Regions from separate parts of the Homo sapiens genome. Here region 1 is linked to region 2. Evidence: chromatin contacts called from ENCODE Hi-C data. All regions are on one chromosome and are shown on one strand. Each heading gives the region's core, a stretch centred on a gene start or an enhancer-like site at or near the end of the contact. The rest is flanking DNA. Distances are from core to core; before and after follow the strand shown.

The links. A loop is a pair of places that touch in the nucleus more often than their neighbours do. Pooled maps may share reads with other maps.
Region 1: a loop to region 2 is called in a map of IMR-90, with 5 times the contacts of the local background. The contact joins the enhancer-like site here to the promoter of GKAP1 in region 2. A Hi-C loop is called at or near these places in 1 of 168 maps with a recorded cell type or tissue (IMR-90), 3 of 37 single-sample maps with no recorded cell type and 2 of 50 pooled maps.

Annotation. Positions count from the first base shown.
Region 1 is chr9:83,664,251-83,667,130 of GRCh38, reverse strand. UBQLN1 (ubiquilin 1) reads left to right here. Exons shown (of 11, transcript NM_013438.5): 8 at 698-781; 9 at 1,986-2,101. Among named protein-coding and RNA genes, the nearest start is that of UBQLN1-AS1, 42 kb to the left of the region's middle. Within about 2 kb of position 1,395, at least 2 of the 41 ENCODE cell types and tissues checked have a DNase peak (open chromatin) inside an H3K27ac peak, as active enhancers do.
Region 2 is chr9:83,816,104-83,819,076 of GRCh38, reverse strand. It overlaps GKAP1 (G kinase anchoring protein 1), which reads left to right and starts at 1,308. Exons shown (of 13, transcript NM_025211.4): 1 at 1,308-1,560; 2 at 1,950-2,081. It overlaps LOC101927552 (a long non-coding RNA gene), which reads right to left and starts at 1,411. Exons shown (of 6, transcript XR_001746793.2): 1 at 1,350-1,411; 2 at 1-676. RefSeq lists a silencer at 1,114-1,933.

The DNA.
Region 1 (2,880 bases), core at 146-2,645, 150 kb after region 2:
CTCTGGTAGTAGTGAGGTGAAATCCAGATGCTAATCTTGGTGTTCTCAAATGGATTTACATCTTTTAGGTCTTAAATCATTTTAATACTTTTCCCAGAGGACTGTTGGTGCTAGGCCTGACTGATTTTCACCTAGCAGCTCCATTTCTCTGGCAAGTTGGTTGCTGTTTTGCGGTGTTATTTTTTTGGACCTAATATTAGCTGTTTTGTAGTAGGCAGGTAGATGTAGTGGTCCTTTTCAGATCTAGATTTTCTCTGTGCCTGCCACTTGTGTGTTGAGGTTTCTAAGCAAGCCATGTTACATAGTTCATGTATTGATGTTTATGTTTATTCTGCCAGTGTAGTAGAAAATATATCTTCATGAATGCCAGTTACTCCCATTTTTCTTTCAATGGCATATATTCACGTTTGTTCAAGGAAAAGCCTAAGAAAATGATTGCTTTTATTTTTTAGGATATTGCATGTCATTATCATAACCACCATTCTCATTGAGAGAGAATATGCCTCATTTTTTTGTTTTTGTTCTTCTGGAGATCCCTCTTGTGGACAGTATCTTCCCTTTTCCTTTTTTTATTTATGTTCTACCTTCCTCCCTTTTAAGTGCCAGCTGAGGCACTTGGGGGAAGATAGAATAAAACAAGGTACATTACTTGTTTCAGATATTTCCAGTTAAAATTGTTTGAACACTTGCCCCATAGATGATGCTGAATAATCCCCTATTTGCTGGAAATCCTCAGCTTCAAGAACAAATGAGACAACAGCTCCCAACTTTCCTCCAACAAGTGAGTAAGACAAGATGTTAGCTATCTTGGGTAATGATTTGCTTGAAAAAATTTGATGATAAACATTTTTCCTTGCTCTTCTCTGGCTGATAGCAAAACATAGAATAGAGACCAATAATGCTGTCAATTCGTAGAGAATTCAGCTTGATCTTCACTGAGTCCCATTTCACTGCTGACCTTTTGCTTATGTTTCTTAAACATACATTCTGAGGAAAGAACATTTTGTTTTTGCTTTTGAGGACCTAGGATTTTGAATGCTTTGTTAATACCATAAACCATTTCCTTTCATTGTACTAACTTTGAAGTGCTTCCTTGTGTCATGTTACGCTTTATGGTTTAACTAATTTTGAGTAACAGGAAAGAGCTACCCTATTCTATTTTATAGGTTTTCTTCCAAATTAGTAGAAGGCTTTTTTTCCCCAAGGGGTAGATCTCATTTCCTCAAACTCGGGATTAGTAAGATTAAAATAGTCAGTGTTGTCATATAAGGAAGTAAGGAAGGTTATAGTATAAACGAGTACTTGAGATTGCCATGGTATTTTATTATTTAAAACGACAAAAGAGAAGTCAGTCTTGGTGTTTTGAAACTGGTAGTTCTAGGGCCTCATGTATTATGCAAATGACTCTCAGACCTGTAAACCATTTTCCAAGGTTGGTGTCCTTGATCTATTGTAATGATGTAAGCCTATCTTTGGTTAGTCAGGTGGTGTATATTTGGAAGTAGTAAAGCTAAACTCAGGATACATGTATTAACGTCAAATTTGGAACTGTTGTTTTAGAGTGTACCTTACTGGTAAAATTGTTATATTAGTAACAGATAACACTTGGTTAGGTGGAATATGTGGCTTTTTACCATATCCACGTCGTAAGAATTGTGCCTTTGGAGGTTGTGTCTTAGAAGTAATACTTTATCTTCTGTTGGAGAAGGGGAATAGTTGTGGCTTCCAAAGTAGCTCCTGATTTTCTTCCATTATGGAAATGGCTTTCATGATGGACTTAGGAGGAGGTCAAGTAATAATTTGCACACTAGGTTTGCTGTCAAAGAGGAGATACTTGCGTTTATTTTGGGAAAGAAATTATGGATTACCAGTGTCCAGGAGTAAGGTTTTAGATTTTCTCCAGAAGCATAACAGAGAAAAGATTTAAAAATTTACGTTCACTGATTTTAATTCCTTTGTAACCACTAGTTTTCTTTCTTCCTTAGATGCAGAATCCTGATACACTATCAGCAATGTCAAACCCTAGAGCAATGCAGGCCTTGTTACAGATTCAGCAGGGTTTACAGACATTAGCAACGGAAGCCCCGGGCCTCATCCCAGGGTAGGCTTATTTGGGGAAGATAATGAAAGTGTATAATGGTTACTTTCTCTGAGAATTTCAGATTTAGTATTATTCTGCCTGCCTTTTTTTTTTTTTTTTTTTTTTTGGTGGGATACAGGGTCTCGCCCTTCGCCTAGGCTATGAGTGTGGGGGCGCAGTTGTGGCTCACTGCAGCCTCGACCTCTCGGGCTCAAGGGATTCTCTCACCTCAGCCTCCCAAGTAGCTGGGACTACAGGTGTGCACCACCACACCTAGCTAATTTATATATATAATTTGTTGTTGTTACTGTTTTTAGAGATGGAGCTTTGCCATGTTATCCAGGCTGGTCTCAAACTTCTGGGCTCAAGAGATTTGGCCTCCCAAAGTGGGATCAGAGACATGAGCCATAGCACCTGGTTCTCCCCCACCGTTTTTATTTATTTATTTACTTATTTATTTATTAAGAGATCGGTTTTTGCTCTTTTACCCTGGCTGAACTTGAACTTCTAAGCTCAGGTGATCCTCCCACCTCAGCCTCCCCAGTAGTTGGGACACAGTGCCTGGCTATGATTGTTTTTAAGTCAGGGTTTTCAAAGTTAAAAATGATTATTATTATTTTTTAAATTCCTTTTAGAGATAGTCTCACTCCATCGAGCAGACTGGAGTGCAGTGGCGCGATCTCAGCTCACTTCAGCCTCTACCTCCTGGGCTAAAGCAATCCTCTTACCTCAGCCTGCCAAGTAACTGATACTACAGGTGTGCACCAGCACACCCAGCTAATTTTGTTTTTATTTTTTGT
Region 2 (2,973 bases), core at 59-2,558:
TTTCCACCTCTGATTTCTGCTTCCCCTCACAGATAAATCACTAGCACAAAGAAAAAAAAAAACCTTCCTTTTCTTCCCCCAAACTTCTGAACCATAAAAACTCAAAATACTGAATTAAATATAAATTCATCCATTTGGTATCTTAGGCCCCATACTCCTTTGTCTTTTCTACCTCTCAACATACCCTGGAGTCTTTGCTCTTTCCCCAACACAACTTTCACTGATTCGCCTTCATATATATTCTCATGCTATCCCTGCTTGCTGTAAAACTCTCCCTGTCTCCTTCAAGGTCAATCCCAAATGCCTACTCCTTCATGCTGCCTTTCTTTCCTTATCCCCAAGACAGATATACACGGTTCTTTGATTCCCGGCAGTACTCTGCCACTTTTCACGTGGCACCTATCATGGTTTGTCTTTTATTGTCTGTTTTATCTTTGTTTTATTCCTTACTTCTTTGAAGGCAAAGGTATCTTCAACTCCCCTCTAACTCTGAAGCATCTTACCTGTGGGGCGTCTAATATTAGTTGAATCATGGGGATTTATGGAGATAATGTGATGCGCTGGTAAGCTAACAGAATTGGAAGCCAGTACAGCTGGGTGCCGGCTCTGCCGTTTATTAGCTGTGAGGTTTTGGGTAAGTCACTTAACTTCGCCTGTAAAATTAGTCCACTACGACCTGATGGAGAACCAAGGGAGATAACGTTAAAGCGCCCTGCAACTCTACAGGGAACTGAGCAATGTTAGTTATTTTCCTTACAGAGATCTGATGCACTCTTGCTACTGGAATCTTGACTTGCAGGACCATCCCTACTTCATTGCCTGGAGGTCGAACCCCAAGTTGCAGGGAACCCAAGCTACCAGGTCCCACTGCCCTTTTCCACTCCAGGGCCCTCTAACCGCTCTCCGCGTCGCAGGTGATCCTGCCTTGCTGCGGGGGAGTGGCCTAGAGTCTCACTCCCTCGGGAGGCCTCCCTCCTTCCACCCGCTTGAGGAGAGCCCTTCTCTTCCCTGTGACCCCGAAGACCGTGGCGCCGCCGCCTACGTGAGGCGTTTGGACCCTGCCCGGCCCCCGTAGCTCCCCTTCTCCAGCAGGTGGTTCTGGTCCTCTCCCCCAACTCGGGCGCTCACGTCACCGGCGAACCTCTAACCAGCGCCAGCGCCGCTACCAACCGCGAAAATAAACAAACCCCCGCGCTCGGCGGACGCGCCAGGCCCCGCCCCCGCCCCCGCCCCCGCCCCGAGGCTCTCACGCCGCCTCCTCCGCCCGGGCTTCCCTCCACCCTCCGCCCGCCCGCCTGCTCTCAGCCGCGCTCTCCCCGCCCCTCACCGCAGCCTGCAGCCGCGCTCACCTCCGCGGTCCGCCCCGGCGCCCCGGGACCCGTTAGTGCCCAGCCTGTGGGCCGACCGCGACCCCCGCCCGGCGCGAGCCTGCCCCCAGCTCTGCCGACACTTGACCCAGACCAGTCCCAACGCCCAGTGCGGCCGCCCGGGGAGCCGCGGGAGAGGCGGCGGCGGGGGGAGGAGGGAGAGGAGGGCCGAGCCGGCGGCACGGGAGGCCCGGTGAGTACGCGGAGGCGGGCCCGCCTCGCGGGTGTCCGCTCCGGCACCCCGGAGGCGTAGGCAGCGGCTCGACAGCGCTCCCCTCGGCGCCCCGGCCTCGGGTGGCGGGGACTCGGCCTGAGGCGACGGGCCCCACTGACCGGAGCCGCTGGGCAGAGGGCACGGGAGGGCCGCGGCCCGACGCTCGGCGCAAGGCTCGGGGCGGCGGGGAGGGACTCGCACCCGACTCCCAGGCCGGCGACCGCTGAGCCTCCCGAGACCCCGTGGGGGCCGCTCGAGTGACAGGTGCCACCGTCCCCTCCCCGCCGCTGGCGCCCGCGCTCCCTCCCGGGGAGCCGGGCGCTCGGAAATTTCTGGAGCAACGACCTGACTCGTTTTCTCCCTTTCAGGTTTTGAAGCCGCTTCTCTGCCCGAGTTAGGTTTCGCCCAGCGCAATTTCTTTCTCTATGTACTTTGCGAATAAGTTTCGGAGCATCGGTTAACAGCCTATGGGTGAAATTTGGCTTTCATTCATGAATGAGGTATAGTGAATTACTTTTTGAATATAGTGCTCCTCCTCCTCCCCCGCCAGCTATTGAAAAGTGATTTTTTTTTCTGTTATTGTTTGGAACAGCCTTACCGAATTTTTGTCAGATCTCTAGCATTAAGGTGCTTCATAAATATTGAACAGTAACGACAAAAATAGTTTATCAAATTGGCTGATTGCCTTTTCTCTTCCTCCTCTTTTTCACTCTTTACCTTCGCCAGATTTTTCAGAGTAGATGCAAGTGCTTTCATTAGAAGAACTAATGAAAGATCGTCTGTCTTACACTAAAAAGCCGGAGACACTTTTCTTCACCATTTAGCATTGTCTGTTGTGTAGTAAATGTGCTTGGGATTGTAACTGGAATCATTTAATAAATGTGACTTGTAGCTATAAAAATATTTGAGAAGCTTTTTGGCAAATTAAAATATTAAAAATCTTCATAGAAGTCTAGATTTCTTTTCTCAACAGATTTATAACACTATAGTAGCTTCAATTCTGGAGTAAGAGCAAAACCCAGAAGTTGACCAAAAGAACCTTGTGTGAAAATAGATGTATTTTACTCGTGGGAGAATCCCTCAGGTCCTCACTGAGTACCTGCTTGTATTTTTTGTTTAACTTTCTTGGCCTGCAGAAAGTGGGAGCTGCAGATTGGAGAGGGATCTCAGTACTTAACTATGAGAAAAAAATGGAGTTTGGGGCATACCCATTGGGTTTACATCACTTACAGTAAGTGTGTTTGGAGCAGAGTTTTAGTATGCACTTCACACTTGCTGATTGTGAACCCTATTTTTTTTTTTTCTTGAGGCGGAATTTTGCTCTTGTTGCCCAGGCTGGAGTGTAATGGCGCGATCTCGGCTCACAGCACCTTCTGCCTTCCAGGTTCAAGC